2 separate regions of the Homo sapiens genome follow, and region 2 is linked to region 1. Evidence: chromatin loops called from intact Hi-C (ENCODE). Cell type or tissue: endothelial cell of umbilical vein. All regions are shown on one strand. Each heading gives the region's core, and the rest is flanking DNA. Links, peaks and the distances in the headings are about the cores only. Region 1 overlaps RORA (RAR related orphan receptor A). Region 2 overlaps RORA (RAR related orphan receptor A).

Evidence for each region. A loop is a pair of places that touch in the nucleus more often than their neighbours do. Peaks named below come from ENCODE experiments on the same cell type or tissue, not always from the same donor. Only the 100,000 strongest peaks of a DNase experiment are listed, where the experiment ranks them.
Region 2: a loop joins it to region 1, with 5 times the contacts of the local background. A loop is called at or near these places in 5 of 110 quality-filtered maps.

Annotation. Positions count from the first base shown.
Region 1 is chr15:61,025,426-61,042,098 of GRCh38, reverse strand. All of the region lies in intron 1 of RORA (RAR related orphan receptor A), which reads left to right. LOC107984805 (a long non-coding RNA gene) reads left to right here. Exons shown (of 3, transcript XR_007064660.1): 2 at 965-7,260. Among named protein-coding and RNA genes, the nearest start is that of RORA, 200 kb to the left of the region's middle. In endothelial cell of umbilical vein, for the core only: no CTCF peak of the experiment used is centred there; DNase peaks (open chromatin) are centred at 4,838, 7,388, 7,538 and 8,998; H3K27ac peaks cover 3,745 bases.
Region 2 is chr15:60,965,922-60,982,594 of GRCh38, reverse strand. The region is part of intron 1 of RORA (RAR related orphan receptor A); the gene reads left to right. Among named protein-coding and RNA genes, the nearest start is that of RORA-AS4, 210 kb to the right of the region's middle. RefSeq lists an enhancer at 8,563-9,762. In endothelial cell of umbilical vein, for the core only: no CTCF peak of the experiment used is centred there; DNase peaks (open chromatin) are centred at 8,364 and 9,544; H3K27ac peaks cover 3,198 bases.

The DNA of each region.
Region 1 (16,673 bases), core at 3,977-11,976:
CTTTGGAAAAAGGCCAACCTAGACGCTATTGTAGAGAATGGCTGAGTGTGGTAGTTAAGAGACGAGGGTCTGATGCTGATCACGCAGGTTCCAGCCCCAGCTCTGCTATGTATCAGCTGTGACTCCTTGGGCAAGTTATTTAACCTCTCTGTGTTTGTTCTGTGACCTCTGAAAAGGGCATAGAGGTACCTACCTCATAAGATTAAAAGGAGGATTCAATGAATTAATAGTTAACACACATGAAACTGACTGACGTTAAGTCCTTAGTAAATATTTGCTATTACTTTAGTCCCAGCTTTATTGTTCATTAGCTGTTGGGGCATGGGGATGAACCTCTCTGAGCCCTATTTCCCTCATCTATAAAATGAACATACTAGCTGGGCATGGTGGCTCGCGCCTGTAATTCCAGCACTTTGGGAATGTGAGGCAGGAAGATCCCTTAAGCCCAGGAGTTCGAGGCTGCAGTGAGCTATGATTGTGCCAGTGCACTCCAGCCTGGATGACAAAGTGAGAGCTGTCTCTAAAATAAATAAAGTAAATAAATGAATAAAATAAAATGAACCAATGAATTTCCACCCCCTGGAAATATAATAAGCTTCAAATGAGATAAAATATGAAGAGTTTAGTGTGGCGCCTGGTTGTCAATGGATGCTCGACAAATGTTAATTTCTCCTCCTTTTCTTACTGCCTTCCTTCCTGCTTTCCTCCTTTTTTCTAATAGGATGGAAAGCACCTCTGATAGCTCATTGAATTCATCTCTCCTCCAGTTTGCTTGTTTCATGGAAGATTTAAAGTTGTTTTCTGTGACGTCACTGGCATGAGGCTGTGAAACCTACCAGTGAGATAAGTTAAGCTTCCTAAGGGTTACCTCTGTCATCTGCATGATGCAGAAAGACTGTGAGCCTGGGATGTGTGTAGTGATGACAGGCAAAGAGAGTTTTAAAAGTTGTCTTAATTTTTACAGGCTTCTGGAGGATCTGTTGCTGATTGCACTGGTGAGTTTTGGGTTTTTTTTCCATCTCCCCATTCCTGACTGTCTCCCCTATGGTTCACCCAATGTCTATGAGTTATTTTAGCTTCCAGTAATATTTCCATTTCAGTCAAAACAACAATGAAATAAGCCTGGCAAAGAAAAATCTATATGATAGCTGGTTTTACAAAGGAAGGCATAATTACAAAATACTATAGTTGCTTTTGGTTTCTGTGGGGTCAACAACACCTAACCAAGAGTTTTATCAATAAAAACAACCTTTGAAAAAATGAGTGATTATTGATTATGACTATAAAGTATAGATCTTTTGAAGTATCTGCATTCATTCAGCCTCCAGATGGATGAGTTTTTACTTGTCTGTAATCCATCCATCCATCCTTTCATTCATTTTATTTATTCGATGAATATTTTTAAGTGCTTTGTGCCAGGTACTGTGACACGTTCAGGGGATGAAATGGCAAAAAAAGAACTGTATTTGTCCTCATAGGGTGTACGGTCTACCTAGTGTACACATCACATGCTTGTCATCATTTAAACACACTCCAAGACTCATCAAATGTCCTGAAATGCATCAGAAAAAGAAAAAAAAATAAAGCCCGGAAGGAAATGGAGGGAAAAGATCAGTATTACATGTAGAAACAGGCAAAAAGCTTTATATCAATGTTTTGCGAGAAGATAAAATAGGTATCGTGAGCTGAGGTCAGGCAAGCAGACTAGAGAAATGAAGCAAGCATTTCATGTGAAAGCTTCCAAACTGTTCTTTTTGCAATTACTAGTTTTAGCTCAAGCCTGAACCCATATTCTTGCTTTGCTTTTTCACCTCATTTGCCTTAGACAAATTCTGATGGGATGTATTAGTGTCCCATATACCACCTACCTATTTAAGATAAAGCCTACTTACAGCTAATAGAAAGTGGCACTATAATGTATATTTCATATATTTTATATATATATATATATATATATATATATATATATATATATATATATATATCAAAGCTTGTGATCATAGCCATTAGAATTATGTTCTTGTAATATGGGTGATACACACAATTTACGAAGTTGGAATGTTTGGGGAGGAATGTAATTGGAAAACTACCATCAACAAAATGGCCCAAATTCTTTACCAAATAGCATTAGTTAACCAATGTTTTCTAACACTGATTGGCAAAGAAAGTGCATCAGAATTACCTGGGTCCTTTGTTAAAAAGGCAGATTCCTGGGCCCAGCCTCACCTGCTGAATGAAAATGTCTGGAGGTGGGATCTGGGGATTTGCATTTTTAACAGATTTGGTAAGTTCCCATGCACATTGAAGTTTGCAAACTATCAAGCTGGTCCATCTATTTTTTTTTTTTTTTTTTTGAGACAGAGTCTCACTCTGTCGCCCAGGCTGGAGTACAGTGGTGCAATCTTGGCTCACTGTAACGTCCACCTCCCAGGTTCAAGTGATTCGCCTGCCTCAGCTTCCTGAGTAGCTGGGATTACAGGTGTGCACCACCACACCCAGCTAATTTTTGTATTTTCTTAGTAGAGACAGGTTTCACCATGTTGGTCAGGCTGGTCTCGAACTCCTGACCTCGTGATCTGCCTGCCTCGAACTCATGACCTCGTGATCTGCCTGCCTCGGCCTCCCAACCATCTGTTTTACCAAGGAAGAATGTGAACCTCAGCCTCAGAGAACTGTCTCTGAGAAATGGACAAAGCAATAATGCAGTAAAAAGAAAAAAGAAAGAAACCAGACACCTTTCAGATTCTTCACAATTCCCAAATGCCAACATTTCTAACATTTGAGGTTGACAAGAGCCCAACTGTATTTTGCCAGATTTTTCCCCTCAAATTTTACCTCCCTCTCCCAAGCATTTTTAGGGAATTCAGTCCATGTGTTCTTGATAGTCCTGCACTAAACTTATCGAAAATGTCATTTTGTAACAGTGATTTGGTTGCCCTGTAGTGTTTCAAAATCTTTTGTTCCTCCTTAGAAACCAGAAGTTGTACTTGGCCAAGGACGAGCTAACCCCAAACAGCAAGAGGTTTGAGTTGGCTCCAAAGCACAAGCCTCACAAATATCCCGTGAGTCTCCCACAGGCTTGGGGCTCTCTGTTTAGAATTAGAACCTAATCTTCAAATATCCCTTTACCCTCTTGCCTCAAAAAGGAAGGCAGTGAAGAGCAGCAGCAAGGCATCCTGGATGAGCACTGGAAGGGGAGAATGCTCATGTTTTAGTCGTGGGCTTTCCACCAGTTAGCTGTGCAGCTTTGGGCAGATACTTGAACTTCTCTGGTGCTCTGTTTCTTCATGTTTAAATGAGAGGATTAAACTGTATGACTTTTGGGTCGAAAGTACGTCTCTGCCATCAGTATCATAACAATTATTGAAATTGCTGCCTAGAATCTTCCGCTACCACAGTGTATTTTGATTGGACTGTTTATTGCCTTAGCAAACACAATGCAGTGCTGTGTCTTTGGCATCTTGCCAGGAAAGATGAGCCAATTTTCTCGTGTTGCTTCTGGATGTCAAAACATTCTCATCTGACCATGCCACAGAAGAAGTTTGTTGAGAGTGTGACTGACTGACATAATGACTGATTGGCTGATAACGGCAGCTGACAGTGATTGATTGAGTGTAAAATTATCTGTTCTCATTACTTCTGAAATTGAATTCAGATTGGTTCTATTGGAGGGTTTCCATGGAGACCATAACCTGCTATAGCAAGTGTTTGTGGATGCAATGTTTTATTGTGATCAATACCTGTTTCCTCTGCTGGTCCAAAGAAATTATTAATGATTATAGTCAAGTAGAAAGAGGCAACCATATATAAGAAGAAAAAAACTCTCATATTTTGTCTCATTGCTACATAAAACAAATGTGGGCCTTCCCAGACTTGCGCTTTGGCTAACTAGTTCATAATACGTTCGATAACTTGCCATTCTTCTTTTGCTATTAATGCAGAGGGTTTGCTTTGGAAAAAAGAAAAGTATTTCTAGGACTCTTTCTCTCTTTGAAGAAGATCAGAATAATAGACGAATGTTCATACTTGGTTTTTTTTTAAATGCGATGTTACAGAAACAACAAACATTTAATCAAATCTTAAACACACCCATGTTAATGCAGAGACAGAGATGGTCCCTCAGGCTTTTTCTGGGTTGTTTCCATGAATGATAAAGTCATTAAACAATTTCATAGGCTTGCCTTATTGATCTCTCACAATGGCATGCTATGTCTGCTCTTCAGGAAAGCCTTTCCTGACTGCCCCCATCAGAGTTAATTACTACTTACTCTGTGTTCGCATGGCCTTCTTCCATCTTCTATTATAGCATTCATCTCAGGCCACCTTGCCTTACAATTACTTGTATCTCTTTTTCCCACTAGATTATGACCTCCTTGAGGACAGGGTGATTTTCTTGTTGCTCTTTGTATTATCCTCAGCATCTAGGTGAATCTCTGATACATCACAAGGGTTCAATAAATGCTCATTGAATTGAATTAACTGGATCTGCATTCCAAGGTCATCTCTTCCTAGACTGGTGTTGAATGGGATTCCCATGAAGTGAGGCAGCAGAGTGCGTGCTTGCTGGTTCTGTTGCTTTGTCTCCTGCCCTGTGGCTGCGTCTGTGCCCAAGAGGATTGTTAGGATATATTGTGCTACAGGAGATTGATATTGTATAGGATGTCTGTACAGCTTATAGACTGGTGCTGACCGTACTGAAATGATGGTGGGAGGATACCTAATAAGGATTCTATTTTATGCTTAGCTGTATTCATTCATTGGTTTGGTTGGAATCTGCTTCAGCGTACTTCCTCTACCCAAATTTGGCTCATTAGCTGAAATCACTTTGGGATGAATCCACTGTTAATAGTGGCTAACATTTTTCATGCACTTACGACATGTCTGGCACAGTACTAAGTACTTTACATATTTTTCAATTCTTACACATTGCTCCCATTATCCCATTTTGAAGATAAGGAGACTGAAGCACAGAGTGTTTATTTCCTAAGGTCACACAGCTAGGAAGTAGAGGAGCTAGGATTTGAATTCCTATAGTCTAGCTTCCTACCCCATTCTTAAGCTATCTACCCTGTTGCCGCCTGACAAAAGTGTGTTTCAAAATTTAATTCCTGAACTGACTGCATCAAAATCCCCTGTAGTGTTTGTTAAAAGTGAAGATACCCCAAGACCTACTGATTCAGGTTGTTTTCACCGAGGCCAGCAAATCTGCACCAACATGTTTTATTCTGTTCTGTACCTCAAGCTTTGATGCTGCTTTGTTTTCTTGTTTTGGGAGAAGGGCAGGGGTGGGGGTGGAGGCAAGCGAGTCCAATACTACAACTTTAGAAATCTCTGCTCTAGGGTGAACACTCTCTTTGAGACTTCTAAATTAAAGTCAAGTCTTTTGGATTTTTGTTTCTTTGTACTGCCTAACTTTAGAAAGACCTGGAAGCGGTAACATGAAAACATTTTTAGAGAGAATTACCAGGCATTTTTGGTAGAATGAGTGTTTAATGGAACAGTCCAGAGAACTCATCAAAGATGTTTATTAAAACGCGCAGACCTGCTCCAATTAAGGGCCCAGTCAGTGGTGTTAACAGTGAAGGGACTGTTCCAGAGGCGTGCTGCACGGGACGCCCACCCCAAATACAAATGGTTTGCCAGTAGCTCACAAATGAACCCCATTGCCTTGCACTTAAGCTTCCTGAAGCACATACATATCCTGCTTTGTGCTTTCCGCCCTATAGTAAACGCAAACCAATGGAGATGTGAAGCAATCTAATAGCAACAAGGCAAACCTCTACTTCCTCTAAAGAGGATTGCATCCTCTTGCTATCTTTGCCGATGCTCTCCTACAGACCCATCCCTGTCATGTCTTTCCTGTCTTTCTAGTAGAATTCTGGCTGCTCCCGTAGGACCTCCTTGCGGGAATTTTCCCTGGTTGCTGCCTCCAAGGAGAGGCTCCCCACCAGAAAGTTTTAAGAGGCTTATGCTTCTGGGGTTAATGCGGTCCTTTCTGTCACCTTGTTTTCTGTTCCTAGTTATCTTTCGGTAACTTTTTTCCTAAACTACTCTGAAAGGCATAGACTGTCTCTTGAAAGCTCATCTGTTCTTAACCCCTTTCCCTCATTCCACTGACTGCAGCATCTTCCACATACCATTCCCTCTTAGCATTTATGTCCATGTCATGCTTTTGTTGGTTTATTTGTGTATTTTCTGCTTCCCACCATTAGATCATTTGTAGAATTAATGAATGCCTATGGGTTAATAGATTTTTCGCTGTATCCTCTTTTCTCTGTATCTCTCTGCCCAGTTGCTTAGAAATGCTTCTGTTTGTGTATTTGTATCCACCTTCTTTGGGGAGAGTTATGACCCTGGTCCTTATGCCATCAGTGGTATTGCAATTTTGTATGTAGCATGACCATTTTTAAAAATGACATTTCATAGTGAGTGATTCAGACACCTATCATTCAGCTTACCTGCCGGGGCCCTCCAAAATGAGCAGAAGGCCTCTGTCTCATTCTAGAAGCTTGAAGGTCTCCACGTGGTTTGCCCAGGGGCCCACAACCTCCCTGCAGTCCAGGAGTGCTCCCATTAACCCCAGCTGTGTGATTCAGACCAGATTCTTAGGACTTTTTAAGTGAAATGGGACAGAAAATTGCTTGATGTATTTTGCCACATGAAGTACATTTTGCTGCCGCTTAGTTCTTTATTGTCGTTAGATTAAAAACTCTCCTAACGTTGTGTGGGTAAGTAAAAATCTTTTTATTTTTATCTGGTATGTTTTGAAAAAAAGGAAAAAAGAAACTAGACATTGTCAAAATATTTGCTTAATCTTGCAGATTTGGGAAGTTGTATAGCCACTCGCTCTGACAGACCAGAACAATGGTCATTAAATGAGAAGCAGATGTAATAAAGTATGCAGTAAAAGCCTTCTATTATGGGCTGGAAGGGGAAAAAAATGAGTTGTTAACAGAACACAGTAAGCATTATGGAATAAATCAGAACAAAACCATTCCCAATTACTGTACAAAGATAATTAAAGTCTACAATGCTAATTAAGGTCTGTTTATATCTATTTCTGTTTGTGTACAAACATATGCGCATAGTTAAATATTTTCCATTGTTTTTTATGTGATGCTAACTTCATAGTTGAATTTTTCTGAATTTAACTTTTGTTTTTATGTTACCAGGAAGTACAATCTCCAGAAAACTGAAACTCCAGCTTTTCCTCCTTGATCGTAGCTTATTTTTCTTGGCTAACTTCAGAAAATTCTTCAAGTATGTAACACTACTTCCTTGAGTGGATTTTTTTTTTTTTTTTTTTTTTTGGTCTGTGATGTTTTTAGTGGAATCAACCAGGGTTCCCAGCCCCCACTATTAAAAAGAAAAAAGATTTTTTTTTTCCTTGAACTTGACCAACATGCACAATTATAGTCACACATCAGAGTTACACAGGATTACAAAATGTCTTTTGGATATAAATCTCAAATAAATTCAAACTTGAAGAAAAAGAAATTGGTAAATAATCCTCCCTACTGGCAGTTCCCCAGGGTTTTCTTCACAGACTATAAATATCACATAAATATTCCCTGACCTGTAAGCTATAACTTTTGGATGGATGTCAATGGTTTTTTAACAGGGAATAACAATGAACTGTAATTGTCGTTCAGAAGTGATCAGTTAAACAATTAGAAAGGCAACAGCTTTCAACTAAGATCCAGGAATAGCCTCTATATAGACTGACTCAAGCAGTCTGAGAAACGTAAGAAAATCACTTTGTGCCACCAAATAAATCAAGAATGACATTTTTAAAAGAAAATGCTAGATACTCCTTTTTTCCTTCTTTCAAACCCACCTGCTTCCTCTTTTTCCCCCTTAGTTTCAGTCCATCAAGGATTTTATATAGCTGCAATTTCAACACATTTCTTCCTTCTAGGATTAAACTGAAACAAAAAGAGCCTGTGTATGATACAGAACTTTAACAGTCTTTAAATAGCTTTGGCAAGCCTTCATTCTAGACCAGGACTGTCCAATTGAACTATAATGGAAGTGGCATATGTAATTTTAAATTTCCTAGTAACTACCTTAAAATGAATAAAAATAAATAGGTGAAATTAAGTTTGATAATGCAGCTTATTTAACGTAACATATCCAAAATATTTTGGTTTCAACATGTAACCAATATAAAATAATAGTTAATAAGATTTTTTTTTTTGAGACATGGTCTCACTATGTTGCCCAGCTGGTCTCAAAGTTCTGGGCTCAAGGAATCTTCCCACCTCAATCTCCCAAGTAGTCGGGACTATAGGCATGCACCACCATGCCTGGCTTGTTGATAAGATATTTTACATCCCTGTTTTCATACTAAATCTGGAAAATCTGGTGTATGTATGCACTTTACAGCACATCTCAATTCAGACTGGCCACATTTCATATGTGCAAAAGCCATGTGGGTTGGTGGCGACCAAATTGGACACCATAGCAAGTAAATAATACTTGAATAAGAACCACTATTAAGTTAATAAAATCTGTAGGCTTGAGTGTCTTATTTATATGGAGCTACTATCTAGGTCAATTTGGAGATAAAGAATGAATCACCCTCTGTCTCTCACTTGGTTGGTGATGGATTTGGAGAAAGAAAATGGCAGGAGGTCTTAACAAATTTGAAGGGTCCCACTGAGAGCAAAACTGGTTTTTGTTTTTTTTTTCAGAATAAAGCTATAAATTTGGGGCTCTTGAGTTTTGCTTGCAAGTGAGGACTGAACTGGAAGCATTGTTGGGGAGAATTAGTCCTCTCTGAACAATCTGAGAACAGAGGGAACATTTGGACTAAAGGAAAACTCAGCAGCACTCTCCCCTGATTGCCTGAGGCAGCTCTTGCCTCATGGAAGACCCGCTTTGCCTCTCCTGTTTGTTTTGTAGCCATAGACTGGAGCCTAAATTTGTTCCAAGCTCAGTGATCAACATGCACAAACTCCTTGGGGTATAGCCAAGAGAGCGTGGACTTTTATAATCTGATAGCCTTTGGTTTGAACAGCTGGGTGACTTGGAGCAAATTGCAGATCTGAATCTGTTCCCCGCTCTGTAAAACAGGAAAGGCAATGCCTACCTCGCAGAGTTGTTTGAGGAGTAAGTATCATAAAGTATTTAAAGCACCTGGCAAAGTGCCTGACACATAGTAGGCAGTCAATAAATTATAGCTATTATCATAATATAAATGTATACGCATGTAATATTTATATAGACATAGGTAATAAGAAAGGATTCCTTATTTTATTATTGTTCCAAATTGCTGCTGTGGCCTTATGCAGAAGGATCCCCTGTACTGCTCTTTGACCCATAAATGAAAACTAGTTTCCTAGTTTATGATCTTGTATGAAGATAATTCTTGCTGAAGCCAGGGCAGGAATAGGTAGATGTCTGGGCTGTGTTAGAAAACTCTTAAGCATTTGTTAGACTTAACTTTGGCCTCTTTTCATTGTTTTCAAAATGACTTTAGTTGTGAATGTAAAATGTTTCTAATATCCACCCTTGGTCCAACCTGGGTGTGTGATTACACTCCATATGATTGTCATGTGAAAAGGTGAAGTGGGCAATTTTGGTCTACTCCGTTGATCAAATATAGAAGTTCTTGATTTTTACCTCTTAGTGGCTTATAGTTTGAAAACCAACTTTTAATTTTTTCTCTTCTCTAATTCACTTTCAAGGTTGTGAGTTTAGCCAAATTTCATATGACTCAGTCTCATGCCCAGAAGGGCACTATTTGCAGGATTCTACTTGATTTGTGTATTGGGGGAGATATACCATTCTTCTTCAGTTCAACACTTCTGGCTTTAAATTACATTTGGGTCACATTTTATAGCTTTCTAAGGGATCTGTACAAATGGTAACCACAACTGGTAAAATGTGATGTAAGCTACTTGGAAGGGTTTTCTTTGGAATCCTACGTAATTTCAAGTACTCTGCATGTAATTTTGCTAGCCAGTCAATTAACTGAAGTGTTCTTCATGGGTAGAGCATGTGCTGAATTTGACATACATGCTTACGTGCAATAAGTCCCTTTCACAGTGTACTTCCCTTGTGACACAAAAAGACACTATTTTGAGACAAACCCTATCAGGTAATCAGCGATAAAATGACCATCCTTGGCAGATTAGGTAGGAGGAACATATATCTTCCAACTCTTCAGAAGAGAAGTAAGTGATAATGAAAACAAAATTATGAACAGTTTTACATAGTACACATGAACTTCTATATATAGTCTTTTGCATAAGAAGAGTCTCTAACCATTCCTGTGGTTCTTCTGTCATCCTCTCCATTTGCCCATCGTCGTGGAACAAGTAATAGCAGATTTATCCTTCCACGTCTTTCTCTTTGCTAATACAGATGTACATATGCATGGATACACATTTATAGGGAGTTCCTCTCTTTTTGGTGTGGAAATAGCATCATACCATGCATATTTTTTTCCACTGAACAGTACATCTGGCATACCTCTAAAAGTCAGTAGATATAGTTGTAACCCTTATCCTCCCCCAACCACCAATTTGCCAAGAAGAACTTTAACTACTTCATACATGTATGTCTAGAACATACACACAACCACATAGTACAAAACTTCAGCAACAATATCCCAGGAAGTTAGTTGCTTGCTGAGCTAAGTCAAGTCCTGGTTCAAATATGCATCTCAGGAAAACCAGACCAAGAGTGTTACCACTTGGTATATAATAGAAAAGAAATAATGCAAATAAATAAACTGGAGGCATAATCTCTTTTGAGCATTATAGATCCCAGATGAAGACGTGTGAAATAAAGGCATCCTTCACCTAGAGATCTGAAAAGAAAATAAATATAAATTACACTTTCATAAGTATCCCATTGTTTCACAAAATTTGGTATTCAAAAGGAATTTTTCTTTATATCATAATTGAGTTTCAGCTAGCTAATAATACTTTTGGATTTGATATTTTTATGCCGTTGTTTCTCTTACCCCTTTCTACTGCTCAAATCTTGTCAAGAGAGTGACAATTTGTAAATAAATTCAGTTTAGTTCAGTTAAACAGTTACTGATGTCAACTGTTTTGGTCTTGAAGTACTTGAATAATGATATTTTAAATAACCTGGGTTTTTTAATTAAAATGAAATATACATGTGTATGTGTGCATATGCATATTTTTTATACACACATATACATATACATAAACTGACTTTCATAGTTTTGTGAGTTTTAAACTATATTTTTCTAATATCCTTCACAATCATTTGCGTTTTTCTCAAAATTAATGGGGAAGAGATACTATAAAGTATAGCTTATCTTTTATTAGAAATAAACTTGCTTAGTAAGTTGGATATACACGCAACCTTAAAAATCTGTTTTAGATGCTACATTTTTTTCAGTTCTCGAATGTGCTTAAAAGTCACGGCATTGTTTTGTTCATAATCACCATCCTGTTATGGGCCCCAAATATGCTTGGCAATCTTCTAATTCTCTGATTGACTCATTTTCTCACACAACATGACAACTGTTTTAAATTTCTTCTCAAACTTCCTGTGCTTCAACTCTTCCTTCTCAGGACCTGTGCACCATGGATTATTCCTTCTCTTCTAAAACCCACTCTACCTCTCACATGGGTCATGCCCACTGGCTTACAGAAAAGTAACAAGACTAGTACAGATAAACTTAATTTTCTTCTCAATCATCTGAGAATAAGTTGCCAACCTCATGCCCCAATACCTGGAATACTTTAGTGTGTAATCCCTGTATACAAGGATATTCTCCTGCATATACATAATACAACCATCAATATCAGCAAATTAGCACTGATACATTATAACCTTCAAATCCTTTGACCCCGTTCAAGTTTCACCCATTGTCTCAATCAGGTCCTTTATAGCCAAAGGTACTAGTTCAGAATCACCTATTACATCTAGTTGTCAGGTCTCTTTAGTTTCCTTTAATGTGAACACTTCCTTAGCGTTTCCTTGACTTCCATAACCTTGACACAGATGATGACTCTAGGTCAGTTACTTCATGGAATGACCATCACTTTGGGTTTGTCTTATGATGAGATTCCAATTATGCAGTTTCAGGCTATGAAGTGTCAGGGCTCCTCAGAGCTCAGTCTCAAGCCTTCCTGTCATCTCACTGGGGCAGGATCATGCGTACTTATGCCTCCACTTGTCTCTCTTTAGGTGAGCCACAGATCCCCATCTCAAGCCCAGGCCTCTCCAGTGAGCTCTGGAATCATTGCACCCACTGTCTTCCTCGTGGCCCTTTTTGGATACCAAAGGCTTTGATCTCCATGTCTAAAACCAGACTCATTGTCTCCCTCTGACATCTTGGGCCTCTTACAGTGTCCTGTCTCCCATGGGTGCCACCACTATCCATCTTGTTATAAAACATGAAAACAAGAATTCTTTCCCCTTCTTTACCCTCAGATCCAGTCTGTCACCCTGTCCTGTTGATTTAACATCTTACACATCTTTCTAATCTCTTCACTTCGGCCCATCCATGCTACCTCCACCTTTGCCTTGGACTTTTGCAGCCTCTCAACTGGCCTACACATAAGCTTTCCAACTCCCTCCCGTCTGTACTCCTTACTTTAGCCAGAATGATCTTTTCACAATGTAAATTCCATTGTGTCCTTTCCTCTTCCCTCCACCTCTTTCCTGCTTAAAGCCCTCCAGTGCCACCCATTGCATTTAGGATAAACAGAACATCAACATGGCTGGCAGGGCCCTGTGTGGATTTGCTCCTGCTTCCCTCCTCAGTCTCATCTCAGGCCTGATCCTCCCTGGCCTTTTTTTTCTGTCTTTCCAATGGTGCTCGTCATGTGTCCTCCAACCACACACAGGAGCTTTGCTCCTCAGCTTGTCATTTCCCTAGGCTTGCAGTATTTTCACATAGATTTATTGGGATATAATTCACAGACCATCTGGTTCGGGTTGGTGTTTAGATGTTTTTTTTTTTAATTCACAGACCTCACAATTCACCCATCTAGAGTGTATAATTCAGTGTTTTTAATATATTCACAGAGGTGTGCAACCATCACCACTATCTTACTTCAGACCATCAGTACTATCTTATTTCAGAATATATTCATCACCCCAAAAAGAAACCTGTATCCTCTAGCACTCACTCCCCATCATACCCACTAGCAGTCACTCTTCAGCCACCACCACCCTCACCACCACCATCCCTCCTGTTCTGGACAATTTATGTAAGTAGAATCATACAATACTGTGGCATCTTTCCCTTAACATAATGTTTTTGAGTTTCCTCTGCATTTTAGCGTGAATCAGTACTTCATTTCTTTTTATGATGGAATATATTTCATTGTATGGACAGACTATATTTTATTTGCCCACGCATCAGTTGATAGACATTTGGGCCAGCCTTTAAATATTGAATTCAGCATCACTTCCTCAGTGAACTTTCCTGACCTGCATGACTAGGCCAGATCCTGCTAGATAGGGTTACTGCACTGTGTCTGTCACCTTGCTAGCATTTGTCATGGTTGCAATTCTACTTTTGTTTGCTTGATTCTTGGCCTAATTTAATGCTGGTCTTTTCTAACAGACTGTAAACTAGAGGGGGCAGGTACTGTATCTGCTTTGACTCACCATGATATTCTAACACCTAACAAAGGGCCCCGCACATAGTAGGAGCTCATTAGATACTTGTTGAATGAATGAATCCTAATTTAGTTCATTAAAACCAGATTGTTTCTGGCAGTCTACTTATCTAGACCGTTTGTATGAATTTCCTTGGCATAGTCTCTATTGTGCTGGAGATAGGAAGGGCCCTCCATAAACCACTCAACTCCTCCTCATGCCCCCAGCATGCCTTTACCCGTTTGTGTATTTATTAATAGAATTCAGCATTTATTTTATATATTTATTGGAATTAAGTTGCAAAAATGTAGAAGTAACCATGATGGGCAAAAGCAGAGCAGGTCCTGATGTGAATACATTGTGAGCCAGAAGCAGAGCTGTCAAAATCCAGGTTACTGTCAGATGTGAAGAGGAATGGGATTCCCAGGGCAAGCTTTTGTCAGTATTTGGGGAAAAAAAATATTTTTGAGCAAACTTTCTCTTAGGAAATAATTTATGGTAGAAATATTTTTGCTTGAACAAGTGGTTAGCTATAATGGCAGTAGCTACCCTTCGTGGAACACTTACTGTGGGTTAGGTACTCACAGTGCTATGGGCTTTAGGTTTGTAAGGTCATTTATTTCTCCTAGCCACCTTGGGAGATAGACATTGCCTGTTACCATTTTGCAGATTGGTAAACTGAGACTTTGAGAGAAAATGTAATTTGGCCTTTATCCCATAGTTTTTCTAACTTCAAATCACATGTTAACCACCATAGTTTTAGGTACTATCTATCCATTTTGGCAGATCTAGGATCTCCTATTAATTGCAAGATTTAAAGTAGAGAATTAAAGAAGAAAGTTAGAGATGATGCCTGAGTAAAAGCATACTTGTTGTAACAGAGCAGAGGACGTGGCCCAAGCTTGGGAGCTGGATAGATCTGGATCCCACCATTTATTAGTTGAGCATGTTATTTACTTTCCCTGAGTCCCAGTTTCCTAATTTTAAAGATGGGGATAATTCAGTCAATCTCAGTAGTATAGTTATGGATCAAATGACACAAAATAAACAAAACGCCGAGCCAAAGTCTGACACAAAGTAGATGCTAAAAACAGAATAAGCCACCTCTGCCCTTTCATTTCTTCTACTTCTTCTGTGTTAATGGGCAAATGAATGGCTCCAATAGAAAGGTATGGCTAGCCCTCCCAGTTAATACGTTTTCAGGCCAAGACTAAAATGAAATTGGGACTAAAATGTTAAAATGTTTACTAGAAATATAAACTTGCATTCGCACCTTAAATAGTCCTCTCTTCATTTCAGTGAATATCAATTCAACTAATACTATTGGCGCATGCAAATGAATATGATAGTAATGGACCCTCGCCCACACTGGGCTCATATTCCATTAGAAGAGACATAAACAAACAGGCTTTTATAATTCAACCAAATACAGCTCAGTTACAATGATAAATGCTGTTGAAGCTGCATGGTGAAATTCAACAGCTTTTTTTTTTTTTGCAGGCCAGGAGGCTTTCTAAGCTTACTCCTGATGCAGTTAAAACTCAAAGGTTTCTGGAAGCCAATGAAAATCCTCACCTCTGACTGAAATGGAATTTCAAGGGAAAGAAAATACAACGTATTTTATGAGGTCAGGTCTCCCATAAGGTGTTAAAGGCATTGTTCAGAGGTGCCACCTAGCAACTTCTCCCAGAACAAAAGATTAGCCATAGGTACTTCTTGTGTCTGGTTTTTGAGTTTAAAATAGGAACAGGCAAAGGATGCATTTGGCAGCATCCTTCATCTATTCCTGTTTAAACTTCTATCAATAAAAGTTTAGTTCTATTAATAAACATGTCTCTTGACTTTGTTGTGAAATAGAATTGGTGAAGGCACAAAGTGGCTTATTTTACTACTTATGAGGCAGGCGTATTATATATGACATAGACCAACTGGAATTATGGATGGTATTTCATAAAATAGTGTCAAAGATTGCAGGCCAGGGAGACAGAAAGAAGTATACTTGATTTTCTTGAGAGTCACTTTGCACTTAAATACCCAAATACCGAAAGTTTAAACACATTTTCATGATTCCTTTGTATAAAAAGTGAACAGAATGGCTACCGTTGTAATTTTGCTGCTTCTAGCAATTCACCAGCAAAATACATCCCAAAATAGCAGATATACAATGCAGCATATGCTTTGGTGAATCTAATAATTTCGTGAACTCGTTCGCTGTTGGGCTGGTAATCTACATAGCTTTAACGGTGAACTTTATAAAATTCGGAGCCTCATGCATCAGAAGGTAAAAAACAAAAGTGGACAGTTTTAACAACGATGGATGAGTTGCTAGGGAATAAAATTAAATGGTTGATAATAATTGTGGTAGCTCACGAAGACTGATGTTATTTACAAAAGCTCCATTTTGCATGTAATCAGATGTCTATTCCCATGAGCTGGGTCATAATTCATATTCCACTTTAATGTTCATGGAAAATGTGCTTCTCTCTGTGTACGTATTATTTTTAGGATGTTATGTTTCCTTGGTGCATACACAATGAGCCTGAAATCCTTTAGGAATGTGTTTAATTTGAAAGTTTTATCCTCTGGGCCTGGTTAATTCAAATACATGGCTAGGAACATTATTGTAGGCCCTGAAAGAATGTAGGCATGGCAAATTATGTGCATAAAGGCAACTCCAACCCATGTTGCCAACGCTCATTTGGTAAAAGGTAGTGAGGAGGATTATTTTTTCCTTCCAAACTTTTTTCTTCATCCACTCATTTAATTTTTCTGCACTAATTCTTTACGTTAATAAGCTTGATTTACACTGGACCAGATTTCTTCTACTTTTAAACTCAGAACCGTGTCTGGTGGCTCTTTTGTATTAAAATCATCAGCCCAGGGAGCTTTTACGAACTTATGTCCTCAGTCCACAAGGTGTCCTGTGTTCACCCTTATATTCTCTTCTATCCTTAGTCACAAAGACTGTCTGAGTCGCATTTTCATCTCTAGAAACTGGAAGAAGTTCTAAGAGTGTGAGGTAATGACTCAAGGACAACAGCTCCCAGAAAATAACAGGGTTTGCCCTGCTGCTTTGG
Region 2 (16,673 bases), core at 5,593-13,592, 61 kb after region 1:
ACAGAAAATTCTAATTTGATCTATCTGGTGGCTGCCTTGAAGACATGCTACTAGACACATGTTTTTATCTCTCCTGACTGAGAACTTGCTTTATACTAAGCTGCTCCCAAGGGAGCACGGTCTAAACATTCTTCTCTACTGTCTAAGGCAATGGATAACAATTGGGGGAAACAATAGACTAGCCAAAAAACTTGGAAGCAAAGTCTAGGGAATGACATGCTGTAGGGAATAAGGTCTTTGAAAAGGTCCTACATGTTCTTAAGATTTTAGAAGAACATTCACATGTCCAGGGCTGTGCACACACTCAGGAAAAATGCAGGCAGGCCCCAGTCTCTTAACTCTGGCTGGCCATTAGGCTACGCATAATCAGGAAGTGAAGGCAAAGGCTGAGTAGTAAACTGCCTGGTTGAGTGTTGAAGGTATCCTCCCACCCCCACACACAATGGACACAGAGCCCCTTGGCTAGGAGTGGATGATTTATTAGTTCCAAGTGTTGAAGGATATTTCTATTCAAATATTAATTGGCCACTAAGCTAACTAAGCATTCAGTGGCTACACATGACGTAGAATACAGATTTTATGGAAGTAATTCGGAAAAGTGAATAAACAACAAATAAAATAACAGCAATAATAGCAAACCATGGAGAGGAGGGAGAATCTGATTCCCAGGTTATGATATTCAAAATCTTCAATTTTCAATTAGAAAATTACAAAGCATGCAAAGAAACATCAGTGGCACATACCAGGAGAAAAAAAAAAAGCAATCAACAGTAACTGTCTTTGAGAAAGTGAGAAAGTGAAAACGAGTTCATTACTAGACAAAGACTTTAAATCAGCTATTGTAAATATATTCAAAAAGCTGAAACTAAGTCTAAAGAGTTAAGTTATGAGAGCAATACCTCACCAAATAGTGAATACCAATAAAGAGATATAAATTATAAAATGGGACCAAATAGAAATTTTGGAATTGAAAAGTAGAATAACTAAAAGAAAAAATTACTAGAGGGGCTTAACAGAAGATTTGAACAGACCAAAGAAAGAATGAGAAGACTTGAAACAGGTAAATTGAGAGTATCCAGTCAGAGGAACAAGAAAGAAAAAGATGAAGAAAAATTAACAGAGCCTAGGAGACCGGAGGACATTAAGCCCATCAATACACCCATAAAGAGCGTCTCAGAGAAGAGAGAGAAAGGGGTAGAACCATGATTTGAAGAAATAATGGTGAAACTTTGCAAATTTGATAAAAAATATCAATCTATACATACAAAAAGCTCAATGAACTCCAAGTAAGATAAACTAGAATAGATCTGCACTGAGATACATCATAATCAAACTGTTGAAAATCAAAGACGAATAGAGAATCTCAAAAGCAGTAAGAGAGAAGCAACTTATTATATAGAAGAAATCCTCAGTAAAATTATCAACTGATTTCTCATCACAAACCATGGAGGCCAAAGGCAGTGTGATGACATTCAAAGTGCTGAAAAAAAAAAAATACTGTAAACCAAGAATTTTGTATCTTGCAAAATTATCCTTCAAAAGTGAATGAGAAGTTAAGAAACCTCCAAATAAATAAAAATTGAGATAGTTTGTCACTATGACACCTGACCTACATAAAAAAAATCTGAACTCAATAACCTAAACTCCACCTTAAGTTACTAGAAAAAGAGAAGCAAACTAAGCCTAAAGCAAACAGAAGAAAAGAATAATAAAGATTAGAGTTGTGATCAATGGAATAGATAATAGAAAAAAAATCATCAAAACCAAAAGTTGGTTATTTGAAAAGATTAACAAAATTGACAAACCTTTAGCTAGTCTGATGAAGAGAAATAAAAGAAAGTAGTAAAGTTATTAAAAAATGAGAGAAGGGCATTACCACCAATTTTACAGAAATACAAAAGGATTTTAAGAGAATATAATGAGCAACTATATACCAGCAAACTGGATAACCTACATAAAATGGACAAAGTCCTAGAAATATAAAAACTACCAAAACTGACACTCAAGATAAAATAGAATACATGAATAGACTTATAAAAGTAAATATTGAGTTAGCAAGAAAAAACTTCTAACAAAGAAAAGCTCAGGACCAGATGACTCCATCAATGGATTCTACCAAACATTTAAAGAAAAGTTAGCACCAATCCTTCTCAAAATCTTTCCAAAAAAATAGCAGAGGGAACACTTTCTAACTCATTCTGTGAGGTCAGTATTACCCTGATACTTAAACCAGAAAAAGGTATCCCAAGAAAGGAAAGCTACAGGCTAATATCTCTTATGAATATAAATGCAAAAATTATCAACAAAATACTAGCAAACAGAATCCAACAGCATATTAGAAGGGCTGGACATTATAGCTAATGGGAATTTATCCCAGGAATGCAAAGTTTGTTCAACATATGAAAGTCAATCAATGCAATATACCATATTAATACAATGAAGAGGGGAAAACCCATGTGATCATCTCAATAGATATAGAAAAAGGATTTAACCAAATCTCACATCCTTTCGTGATAAAAACTTTCAACAAACTAGAAATAGAAGGGAACTTCCTAAACCTAATAAAAGGCATCTATGAAAAACCCACAGCTAACATCATACTTAACTGTGAAAGACTGGAAGCTTTCCCTGTAATATCAGAAACATGATATGGATGTTTTCTCTCACCACTTCTATTCAACATTTTACTAGAAATTTTAGCCAGGGCAATTAGATGAGAAAGAGAGTTAGAAATGAGAGAAGTGGAAGAGAGAAAGAGAGAATCCAGATTAGAAGAAGGAAGTTAAAACTACCTCTATTAGTGGATGACATGATTTTCTAAAAAATCCTAAAGAAACACACACGTGCACACACACACACACACATACATACACACACATTATTAGAGTTAATGAGTTCAACAAAGTTGTAGGATATAAGATCAATATCCAAAAATCAGTTGTCTTTCTATACACTTACAATGAAAAATCCAAACATGAAATTAAGAAAGTGATGCCACTTGAAATGGCATCAAAAATTATAAAATAGTTATGAATAAATTTAACCAAGGAAGTGAAAGTCCTATACATTGAAAACTACAAAAGAGTTTTGAAAGAAATCATCTTCTATGTTTATGGATTGGAAGACTTAATATTATTAAAATAGAATACTCCCCTGATTGATATACAGATTCAATGCAATCCTGTCAAATTCCAGCTGCTTTTTTGCAGTTGACCCTAAAATTCAAGCTGATCCTAAAATTCAAGCTGACCCTAAAATTCAAATGAAAATGAAAGGGACATTGGATAGCCAAAATATTCTTGGAAAAAAAAAAAAAAAAAAAAAAAGCAAGGGCTAGGTGCGGTGGCTCACGCCTTTAATCCCAGCACTTTGGGAGGCTGAGGCGGGTGCATCACGAGGTCAGGAGATGAAGACCATCCTGGCTAGCATGGTGAAACCCCGTCTCTACTAAAAATACAAAAAAAAATTAGCCAGGCATGGTGGTGGGTGCCTGTAGTCCCAGCTACTCAGGAGGCTGAGGCAGGAGAATGGTGTGAACCTGGGAGGCAGAGCTTGCAGTAAGCTGAGATCGCACCACTGCACTCCAGCCTGGGCTACTGAGCAAGACTCCGTCTCAAAAAAAAAAAAAAAAAAGAGCAAAGTTGGAGGACTCACACTTCCTGATTTCAAAACTTATTACAAAGCCACAGTTACCAATACAGTGTAGTGCTGATATAAGGATAGACATATGGACCGATGGAATAGAATTGAGAGTCCACACAGAAATACATACATGTATGGTCAATTGATTTTCAACAAGGGTGTCAAATGGGAGAGAAATTTCTCAATAAATGTTGCCAGGACAATTGGATAGCCACCTGCAAAAGAATAATGTTGGACCCTTACCTCATACTATGTACAAAAAAGGAATTCAAAATAGATGAAAGATTTAAATGTAAAATCTAAAGTTATAAATCTCTTAGAAAGAAACATAGGTATAAATCTGCAGGACTTTGGATTAGGCAATAGTTTCTTAAGTGTCACACCAAAAACATAAGCAATAAAAGAAAAAAATTGGTAAATTGGATTTCAACAAAACTAAAAACTTTTGTGAATCAATGGACACTACCAAGAAAGTGAAAAGCAACCCATAGAATAGGATAAAATATTTGTATATAGGATATTTTGTAAGAGATTAGTATCCAAAATATGTAAGAACTCTTGAAGCTCAACTACAAAAAGACAACTGAATCATTAAATTAAAATAAAATAGGCAAAGGGTGTGAATAGACATTTCTTCAAAGGAGATACACAAAAAGCCACTGCAAAAAGATGTTCATGAAAGAACACATGAAAATTATTCATTAGGAAAATGCAAATCAAAACCACAGTAAGGTACTACTTTATACCTACTAGGCTGGCCATGTTGATGATTGTGATGATGATGATGTTGATGATCTTGATGATGATGATGATGATGATGAAGAAAATAAGAAAGATTGAAGAAGATGTGAAGTAATTAGAACTCGTAATCATTGTTTGTGGGAATGTATAATGATCCAGCCTCTGTGGAAAACAGTTTGGCAGTACCTCAAAAAATTAAACATAGAGTTACCATTTGACCCAGCAGTTCCATTCCTAGGTATATATCCAAGAATTGAAAACATATGTCCACATGAAAACTTGTACATTGAATATTTATAGCAGTATTATTTGTAATAGCAAAAAAGTGGAAACAAACCACATGTCCATTAGCTGATCAATGGGCATGCAAAATCTGGTATCTCCATGCAGAGGAATATTATTCAGCTATAAAAAGGAGGGGAATACTGATACATGCTACCTCATGGATTAACCTTCAAAGCATTATGCTAAGAGAAAGAAGCTAGACATGAAATGACACATACAGTGTGCTTCCATTCATAGGAAATGTTCAAAATAGGCAAAGTCATCAAGATAGAAAATATATTAGTGGTTGCCAGGGGATGAAGGAGAGGGAATTGGATTGTCTGCTAACAGCTATGGGGTTTCTTTTTGGGGTCATGTTCTGGAATTAGATAGTCTTGATGGTCATACACAACTGTGAATACACCAAAAACTATTGAATTGTATACCTTAAAATGGTTAATTTTATATTATCGAATGGTATCTCATTAAAAAAACAGGAAAACCTTTCTTTTCATAGGAAAGCATTTAAAAATAAGTATAATTATATACTTACTTAAATGTAATTTGTTTTTAGCATAACATTTTATTTTTAAACAGAGGATCCTTTGTTAAACTGACGACTGACATGTGTTTGTGATTTCGTAAGGCTACAGAATACCATTCTTGCTTGTCTAATCTTATAACACTGAATTGCATTTACGACCCCCTCCCCACCAGTACCTCAAACTAAATATATAACATCTATGAGGGAAAACTTTGAGTCACTGTGATCTTGGAAAAATAATCTTATAATTTAATTGTTGGTGGCGCTATAGGTTTTTTTTTTTTTTTTCCCTCCAATCAGTTTTGAAACAACTTGGTAGAGCTTAGGTAACCACATACATTATTGCCCAAACAAGACGCTTTTCAGCATGGCAGTAGGTACTAATCATATGTGTGTCAGCACAACAGGCATAAACCAGACTGTCCTGGGAAACCCAGGACACATGGTCACCTAAACAGAAGTGATATTTACTTCCAGGCACAGACTCATAACAAATACTTGGTGTGCGAGCGAGGATTATTTCAAAGGTAATGGCTGCTGCTGTTGCTGCTGCAGGTGGTGGGTGAGCTGGGCCATGTCCTCCCTCCTAAGCCAAAAGAACTGGTGCAAGGGAAGCCCCTGCAATCCCTGCTCACTCACCAGGGTCAGGGTTTCCTTGGAGGTGTGGTGGGGGAGATAGGGATTTCTTATAATGGTTTTAATGAGCCCGTCTGGGGTCTCCTCCTGAGATGATTAGCACCTTCCCTGTCTTTTGCATCTAAGGACTTTGGGATTGACCAGGGCTGCCTTAGCTAACATTTGTCTCTTCATTATCAGCTGGTGTATTGGAGAGAGAAAATCCACGTGGTCTGATCAAACTGGCAGAATTGAAATGTCGCCGCTGATGCTGGCAGGCCTGGGCTTTCCAGACAAGCAGAAGGAGTGGGTCTAGAAGGATCCATCTTCAGTATGCTGTATTCTGGTCTGCATTTGCCTAAAGACACTTTGGAATTATTTAGTCTGGCTTCCTCATTTTATACAGGATTGTTCTCTTTTCTTTGTGGGCGATCTACTTAGCTTCCATATTATGCAGATGGGGGATGGTTTATTTGAGGAAAGAGACTTGCAGAACTGTTGGGTGAAAATCCAAGGGTTACACGCATTGAGTCCCGCAGGGCTGTTTGCTCCACCACAGGCTTAGGTAGGTGAGGATTCTAACGCCCCTCCTGCCAGCATCAAGTCTCCACCTGGCCAGGCCCACGCACTCCGAGCCACGGCTCAGCAATCTCATTAGTGAAATGACGATCTGCTGTCTGCTTCCCTGGGCTGAGTTGTGGATTAATTGCTCCACCTCCAGCAAAGTACCTTAAAGCAAGAGAAGTTACATGAGTCCTCCAGCTTATATGGCCCAAGCCAGTCCCTGCTGGTAGGTGAGGAGAAGAGATGAGTGTAGGGGGATCTGTGGCTCTCTGGAAAGGTCCCCTCCCAAGAAAACCTCACAAAATGCAAATGCCAACTCTTAGCTGAGAGTTGGAACTGAGATGTGGGTGTATGCACATGTATGTATGCACGTGTGCATGTGTTTAGTGTTGGTGGCTGTGAAGTAAGAGGGGACACATGTCAAGCATGTAAGAATCAGGGAACTCTGTTAGGGGTCTCCCGTTTCCTGTGCCCAGCCTAACACTGTATCAGTTATTTTCCATTCATTCACTCTTCATCCTCTGACTCCTCACACATACGCATGATTACCTTCACTTCCTGGAGAGAAGTGGAGGGCCCCAGAAATCCAGCTTAGCCTCCGAGGGAGAGGGGCTTTCAGTGAAGGTGACCCAGATTCCATACACTCAAGGCAAACATGTTCTGAATAGGACCCCACATGTTCATTTCAGTGTTCTCCAGAGTGAGTTCTAGGATCCAATTTTCTTACTGTTTTTTTAAGTCTGGCAAACTGAAAATGGACTTCTTCCAGAAGGTCTGTCAGAGCTCAAGCCTTACTTGACAAATCCAGGAAGATGCCTTGACAGTGACAGGACTCAGCCTGGGAAGGAACTTGGCAGACCGGGACACCTTCCTAGAATCAGGCACCCAGTACTCGGTTTGCCTGCTTTCTCTTTTCGGATCTCACTTCTAAAGCTTTGCATATCTTCACAATGTATGTTATGACGGATTGAAATTGTTTAGGCCCCCATTACTCCCTGCCCAGGCGACTTGCTCCCCAAGCCCTGCTAGGTGCAGCAGCTTCCAAGGGCATCTGTGCTCACCCTGCCCAGGCCCCTTCCGCCCTTGACTCTCTCCACAGTTATCTTTTTAAGACGTGTGCCTCATCATGCTTCTTCCCTTGTTGAAATCCCAGTAGCCTCTCAGCTCCCCTCCCATTCAGGAAAGATTCCGGGCTCTCTGCAGTCTGGCCTTGGCCCACCTGCCCAGATCCCACCTCTTCAGGTCCACACTTGTTCACCATGTCCAGCCGAACAGTGTTGCTTGCCCTTCCCCAGATGTGCCAGCCTTTCCCCATCCTCTTTTCAACGCCTAGGAAAGCCACCTCCCTTTCTTCACTGGCTGAATCTTTGTTTGCAAAGGTTCTGTAAGCTGTGAGGGCCCCTCCTTCAGGAAAAGTTACCTGATACGGTGGTCCCCTTGCCCCACGCTGGGGTGGAGGCTGTTCTAGGATGAGGCCAGGCCCTGGCATTTAAGTTGTATGATGCTGCCACTCATCTGTGGCTTTGGGGGGCCTTGTTTGGGATTTCTCTATACCTGTCCGCTTACAAGGAACCTGGCACAGACTCAGTGCACGTGGAATGAATGAGGCCTTTAGAGGGCTAAAACTCCAGAACAAATTTTTCATATATTTTGGCTCTTAAGGGTCCTGATAACTTAGGAGCCACAAAGAAAAAGCAGAGTGAATGACTTCCATTATCACCCCAGGGAGCTAATCACACTCTCCTTAGCAGGGCTTTGCTCCTCAGAACTACCTGGCTGGCTGTGTGAAGGGGAGAAATGGGTGAGGCAGCAATTTTTCCCAATGTATAGACAAGGAGCCTGAGAGGTGAAACAACTGAACTGAAATGAGCTGGCAAGGGGGTGCTGGTGAAGAGAGCTGCTTTGGGGTTCAGATACAGACACAGTCTTCATATTTCCTATGACAGCTCCCTTCATCAAAACCTGGAAAAACAGGAAATAACCTAAGCTCATTAGAGGACTCAGGGATGACTAATGGAGTTAAGCCTGGGGAGAATCTGATGCTCCTTGACGTGGGTTCCACGGGGGCCAGGGTGGGGGCAGGGGCATCCCTCCTCCTCTGTTGTCTGCAGACTTTCTTTAAATTAGTCTTCTTCATCTGCTCATTTACCCCCGGGATTCAAGGAGCAGCACATTAACTAATGAAGTCAATTAACAGAGGTTTGAAATGCAATGTCTTGCAACTCAGGTATGGATTGGATACAAAAGGTTTGGCCCCAGTGAAAAGGTGACAGTGTGCTAAAAATAAGCCCTGGTATAAAGTGATCCTCCATCAGCTAATTGCTAATAGGGTTTCCTTGTGTGGGGCTCCGCAGCCCCATGGCTGGGCCTAATTGGCGAGTCCAGAGGCAGCATTCATGTCTCCGACCCACGGTTACAGAAGGGAGTGATTGCAGGGAGCCTGATCGAGCCACCAGCCGTTCCCAGACCTTGAGTGCCAAGGTGAGTTTTCTCTTTGTTCTTCTTGAGGCCTGGCCCTGACAGTGTCACCTCCTCCCTGGGCCTGGCTACAAGGGTCGTGAGGGCAACTTCTGTTGTAAGCCGAATAATGTTAACAGCTGGGATGTGCCGTTTGTCAGAGGTCACCACTGTTACAAGTTTCAGAGTGAACATTTTTAGTAGAAGGTGAGACAGGAGAACTACTGCAGGCTACGCTTTGAGGCTGCAGACTTGAAAAACCAGAGCATTTTCAGAGCACTGGGCGAAGGCTGCTCAGCCACCCTGCCCGACCCTCATAAACCCTTTTAGCTCAGACAGAGCCCTCTGGGTGGCAGAGAAATTGGGTAGGTGGCAGGAAAAAGTCAGTGGCTCCTGAATCAGGAGATAAGCAAGTGCTTAAATACTGCTCATCCACCCAGGAGCTGGGCCACCTTGGGCAGGAAACTTCACCTCTCTGGGCCTCACGGTGTGTAGACTAGAATGAGGGTTCTCACAGATCTCACTCTGACACTGAGTGAACCTGTGATTTTAAGATGCCCTCAGGTTTCAGCATCTTTCATGTTCCTTTCCAGGACCCTCCCTACCTCTTTTTTCAACGTCTCCACACACCAAAATACATGGGGCTTAAATGCGTGTCCTCCCCATGCCCTGCTGACCAAACTGCCTCTACTTTTTGTTCTAATTCCGGATTTCCCATGAGTCATCGGATGACTTAGCAAAGTTGCCCCTCATTGATTGTTTTTTTTTTTTCTCCCAAATGCTTCTCAGTCAATTAAAGACCTCATCTATTAACTGAAGAGAGAAGGGGATCTTGAATGCATTCTGGCCAGGTATGCTGGAGTCAGGTATACTCAGGTCAGAGGATAATGATAATAGCAATTATAATACTAAGAGCCACAACTATTAAGAGAACTTATTCTTTTGTCAGTCCTTATGCTGACGAATCAACATGCTTTACCACATTTAAACTTCTCAAAATCCCTATGTAGTAAGTAATATTATTATTTCCATTTGATAGATGATGAAACTGAGCTTAGAAAAGTTGAAATGATTTTCCTGGGATCACACAGCCAGTAAGCATTGGAGCAGCATTTAAATCCAGACTAAACACCACGAGGCATTTTTTTTCTCCAAAGACTAGAGAAATTTTGGACTTTATTTTAAAATAGTGAAACGTGCAGTGAGACATGCATACACACACTCAGCCATACTCATAACGAACACTCAGCCATACTCATAACGAACAGGAGAATTTATGCATACCAGTGAGTTCCAAGCTTCAGTGTCATCACCTTGTAAGGTCAGTTTATGTGCTTGTTCCAACAGTATCACAGATGCTTGGTTGGGGAGTTTCTCCCGGGAGTGCTTCGTGAGCTACACACATACACATGCGTATTTTTATATCATAGCTGCAGCCTGCTCTTTATGCTGTTGTTGTCCTTGTTGTTTTGCCTTCCAGTGGTATTATTATTCCTTGTGCTCACATTATTTTTTCACCAGGCTTGACTCCAAGTGGCTCTTGATGGTTTCCAATATGCAAATCCAATCTACCCTTAAAGGAAGGATTTGCCAACATTCAATTGATCTGACTGGCTGTTTTTTCCCACTACTCCAATGGCTTACAAAATATTTGAGCAGTGGCACCATTTTTATTTTCTTCCCGGATCTCTTAGAGAAGCCTAATCTGTACAACAGATGAAGGCAGAGTGGCTGTGTTTGAAGCATGAATTCGGGAGGCATGACCCCATCCACTCTCCTCTCCCATTCTTGTTCTCTCCTTAGGCCTGGAGGGCCAAGGAAGCTTCAGGTTTCAGGGAATGCAGCTTGGGAACCACTGCCCTGGCCCAGACAGCCCAATGGTGGGAGGGCCAGTGTCAGGAGCTCCACACCCTCTCTCTGGCCCAATGTGAGCAAGTTCTGCCTGTGAACTGAAGGAACATCCACATCTCTCCTAAACATTCTTACTGGCCAAAAGGAAGGAGAATGTGACTCTTTAGTGAACACCTCCGCAGGGTCTTTCATCCACCATTCATGTCTGTAAAAGAGCTTTTAAGAGGTTTGCAGAAATGCTTTAAGAAAGGAAGAAAAGGGAGCTTGGTGGCTATAAACAGAAAGGTTAGTTCTGAGGTCGAGAATGATACAGGGGAAGAGGAAAAATATTTAAGGATTGCAATGGAGTGAGGAGAAGAATCACAGAGATATTAAGAAAAACCATACAGAGTGGGAATTTCCAGCAGCAGGGAAAAGCACGATATGTCTGGATCCAAGGCCAAATGTTGGACATCCGCATCCTCCGTGTGCCCAGCCACCCACTGCAGTTAGGGACATGCGGGCCTGGGAGTGGGGAGTGTGCACCTGCTTTGTGCTAGGCCATGGGAGACACCAGCAAGGACCCATGAGAGAGGAATTTCTCCCTTAAGGAACTCACTGTCTAGGAGGGAACATACTCAAACACTCTAAAGCAAAGAGGAAATCGGGAAAGGCAGTAGTGGAGATACAAATGCAGTGTTAGGGGAGTCCAGAGGAGGGCGGCTTCTGTAAAAGTGTCCAAGCCAAAGCTGAGTTTCCTCTAACACATGGCATGATGTCCCTTTCCATGCTTCAATATGGACTTTGGGTGACATTTTGGACTCTTCATATTTTATCTTCTCAAACTCATTTTGACTCCCTCATCCTAACTTAGTTCTCATCCAAAAACAAAGAAAGTACTTCTCTGTTTATGCCCCCAAAGGAAGTATAAAATTATGACTATGCTTTCTTCCAACATGAGTCAGTTGAACCCCTGCTATAAGTGATGATTGCACGTGGCTCAGGAATGTTTCTGTCTCTCTCCTGTCTGAATTTCACTGGAGCATAGGAAGGCCCTTCCATTTTTGCTTAATTGCTTCACAGTTCTTTTCATTTTAGAGTGTGATTTTCTTATACCTGAGACCAACACAAAGGGAAAAAAAATCTCTGTGATCGTCAAGGAAAAAATACACAACCGTATTAGTTTGGAGGGCCTCAGATAATTACTGGTAAGCTGGGGAGAGGGCTTTATTACCATATGAATATCATAAAACCAAGGGATACTATGAGAAATTGTTGGATCTAATCCTATGATTTACTCATTTTCTCAGCAGCCCAATGCTGTGAAACAGGTTTCAAACCAAGTTCCTATTTCCTCTTGTGAATCAGTCCCTTTATTCCAAATGGAATCTGAAACAGCTTCACCAAGGCCAGCAGTGGGGAGCATCTTCACTCTAGGCTTTGGACTTGAAACGAGGTCTTGTTGCATTCTATATCCCCAGGACCTCATACAATGCCTGGCACGCAGTGGGGACTTGCTGAAATAATGTTTGCGGAATTGAACTGATGATGAACAAAGGCAGAGAAGTGGGAATGTACAGGGTGTGTTTGAGGACAAGTGAAGCAATAGCTGACACTCGTTAAGCCTTTACTGAGAACCAGAGAGCATGCTGAGTACTTTGTTTCCTTCTCATTTAAACCTCACAAGACCTCCATGAGATAGGACCATTAGTATCCATTTTACAGATGGGAAATACCATAGACTGAGTGGCTTAAACAACAGCCATTTATTTCTTACAGTTCTGGAGGCTGAGAAGTGCAAGATCAAGGTGCTAGCAAGGTAGGTTTCATTCTGAGGCCTCTTTTGGCTGGTAGGCGGCTGCCGTCTGGCTGTGTGCTCACAGGACCTCTTCTTTCCCCGCTTCTTTTTGGAGAGAGAGAGAAAGAAAGAGAGTGCGCGTGCAAGAGTGCACATACATGAGCTCTCTGGTATCTCTTACGAAAACACTAATCCTATCAGATTCAGGCATCACCCACAGGACCACATTTAACCTTAATTACTTCCTTCAAGGCCCCATGAGTAAATACAGCCACAATGGGGCTTCCAAATATAAATTTGGAAGGGAACACAAACATTCAGCCCATAACAGGAAACTAGTGCAAGGTTGCAGAGCTAAGAAGTGTTGGAGCAGGAACTCAAACCCCCTCCCTTATGCTGAAAACCATGTACCTAACTGTGAGGCAGTACCACCATCGTGTATGGAGTGATAGCTTGGTGTGTAGAGAGGGATAGGATGCTGTCATCGGAGATAATGATGATCAGGCTGTCTGGGCTCAGATGAATCTAAAGACTGAATCTCTCCCTGTCTTCATCTCCTTCTCCATCCTGTCCACCAGCCACACTGAAAACCTTGCAGTTCCCTGAGGCTGCTGCATGTTGCCTGCAATCCTGTGAATATCCTTTGAATATAGGTGCTTTGGTCTACCTAGAGAAGTGGTTCTTAAGCATGGCTGCACATTAGAATCACCCAAAAAGCTTTTAAAAACCCAGAAGTCAGAGCCAGATTGAAGGGCCCACACTGGTCTCAAAGAAATAATGATAGTAACAGATTATAACCTAATATACAAAATAGGAAACCATGATTTCCTGTGATACAGATTATTACCTAATGAATTGATAGTTTGATGACAAAGTATTTACATAATTTCAAAGAACTCTGCAAAAAGGACTTATTAATTACAAAAGGAAAATGAGTACATTTACAGTGGAGAAGCTTGACAGTCTCCACCTTGATCAAGTGACCCAAGTAAACATCATTAGTAATGGGACACACAGAAACCATGGGCCACTTCATAGGGTACAGTAAGAAGTTGCTACTGAGATAGTCCTGCCAAAGATGTACAGCTGCATCTAATCACGAGGAAACATTAGACAAATCCAAATTGAGGGACGTATTTTAAAATAACAGTCTTGTAATCTTCAAAAGTGTTAAGGTTATGAATGTCAAGGGAGGCCTGATAAACTGTTTCAGATTGAGGAAGAAGAGACATGACAACTAAAGGCAGCTTGTGATCCTGAACTAGATCATTTTGCTATCAAAAACATGATGGGTACATTTGCCAAAACTTGAGTGGTTGTAATGTACTGATGCGAATTTACTGATTTTGATGTTTATATTTTAGTTATGTAGGAGAATGTTCTTATTTGTAAGAAAATACACTACAAAGAAAGATGGGACATCAAGACAACAAATTACTCTCAAATGGCTCAGTTAATAAAAAAAAAAAAAAGATTTATGTTGTGCTTGCAACCTTTCTGTAAGTTTGACATTTTTAAAATACAAACACACAGACAAAATCCCTGATATCCAGTTTGTATACAAAACCAATTAAATCACAAACTCCAGAGAGGAGACCCAGGCTTGAGTAGCTGTTGGAGCTCCCAGTTGATTCCAGTGTGAGCCTGGGTTGGCCCTATTAGCCCATTTTCAAAGTATGGTCCCCAAACCAGCAGAATTAGAATCAGCAGGAACCTTGTTAGAAACGAAAATGTTCTGGCCCCACCCCAGATTTCCTGAATCAGAAACTCTGAGGGTGGGACCCACAATTTGTAATGCACCAAGGTTTTGGTGCATGCGTATGTTTAAGGACTATTGGCTATAACCTTCCTTGCTCCCCTTCTGTCCATATTTGCTCCCAAGTGCCCTTCCAGAGTCAGCTCAGCAGGTTTCCAGTCCTGGGGCTCCCTCAATACCTTAGAGTGCATCTCAGAGTTTGGGAATTATCTGTTTACGTCCTGATCTCCCCAACCAGGGTTAGTCCAAAGCTCATTCACACAGTCTCTGGAATAGCGTAAGCACCAATACATATTTATTATTGGTGCTTAAGTTGATGCTTATCGAATGAATTGAGGGACTGGCCGTGATGTTCAGTGGTGTTTCCCCTGTGCCACATTTTAGCTTCATTTGCATGCCCTTAAGAGGCATGCACTGATATGTTTCAAGTGTGTTCTGTGATGGGAGTTTGATAAGGGGCTCTGTGGAGGCAGGGGAGATGGCAAGCATTTGTAACCACATTCAGAAGCACCCCCGCCTTTCTGGAACCAGTACTGAAGCCTTTTACTAAAAGGTGCCTGTGAGCGGCTGGGCTTTCTAATTAAACCAGATGGACTGGATGATAGCTGATTAGATTCCTGACTTACTGATCTGCCTTCTATTTACTCACATAAATACGTTGATGAACCAGAAGTCATCTCATTCAGGAAAAGCACCTCACTGAATATTTTTAGAAAATTAAACTTTTATGAATGACCCAGACTGTGAGCAGCTCAAATGCCAAAGTCTGTTTCCTATGGCACTTGCATGGTTGAGCTATCAGCAGGGGGACCATGAACAAGTTTGTTTCTGCAAATATGTGCCAAAACAACAGCAACAACAAATTACAGGCCCGTCAGTCATTTTGGATGGAGAGGAGCACGTCATAATGATAGACATAACCAGGGACATGGGCACTTCTTTGCTTTAACTGCTTCTGTCCCTCCTAGCTCCATTCGATGTTGTCACATTTTGTTGATGCTGATTCCCAATTCAAATTCTCTGTTAATTGGTAATATTTGGGGGTAGGGGTAATGAAGTAGAGGCTAAAAAGAACACATGATACGTGAAAACATATATTTGTAAACATGCATATAAATATGGTACATCTGTCAATGCATAAATATATATGCCGATGTATAACAAAAATTATATGTCATATGCTTTAAAAAATCTACAAAAAATATTTAAGTATCTATATACATACACAAATAGCAAGGACTTAAAGTCATGATGTGTCTTGAGGAACTCTTAACTTCAGGTTCTGCTACTAATTAGAATCTATCTCCATGCCCTGTAGAAGATAGGGAGTTGGTCCCAGTTGGACTCATGGATAATCATTTTGGGTAATGCACTGCTTTAGGGTATTTCCAGGATCATTCTGCTGAGGTGGCAGAAGAGTGGAATATCCTAAAGCTATGACACCGATTCATGGCCCTGCAGAAACATCATGGCAGTTGAGAGTTTAAACCTCAGTCCCAAGTTGCTCAAATTGGCTTTGACAGTGAAAATTGGTGCTGAGCTGGACCGACTTCCTTGGCTAAACTGTATAATCAGAATTCTATTCAATCACACTTAAAGAGTATTTTGACTGCCTGTTGTTGCTAGCATGTGTTTACTTCTGTGGCTGATGCAACATATTTACAACATACCAGGTTTATCAGAAATGTAGAAGCATTCTCTCTTACAGTGAAAGCCAAGGTCAGGTTGTTCTCTAGAAAGAAGGCCAGTCTCTGGAAGGTCAGAGGGATGTAATCCCACTGTGTAACATTCTGGTTACTTATTCATTCATCTAATACATTCCTACCATGTGCCAGATATTGTTCTAGGATTAGCACTGGCTCCCAAGAAAGGTACAGTCCCTTCTTTCTTGGAGCTTACAAATTTTAAATATTAAGTCAACTAGCCATTAAGTTTTGTGAAAACAGAAATGAATCACATTGGTGGAATGTGCGAGCCAGCTGGGAAATAAAACTCATCTTCCAGAAACCAATCAGAAAGCCATGTCTAGAGAGTATTATTATGAGTTGAATTGTGTCCCCTCACCACAAAATTCATATGTTGAAGTCCTAATCCCCATACTCAGCATGTGACCATATTATAGATAGGGTCTTTAAAGAGGTAATTAAGTGAAAAGAAGTGACTAGGGTAGGTGCTAATCCAGCAGGACTGATATCCTTATAAGAAGAGGAAATGTGGATACAGAGAGAAGGTGATATGAAGAAAGAGGGAGAAGATGACCATTGAGTGGCCAAGGAGAAAGGCTTAGAACAGACCCTTCCCTCACCATCCTCAGAAGGAACCAGGTCTGTGGACTTCTTGATATCAGACTTGTAGCCTTGTGAGGCAGTAAATCTCTGTCATGTTAACCACTCAGACTGGGTGGTTACTTTGTTATGGTTACTTGGTTATGGCTGCCATACTCTATTACGGTAGCCTTAGCA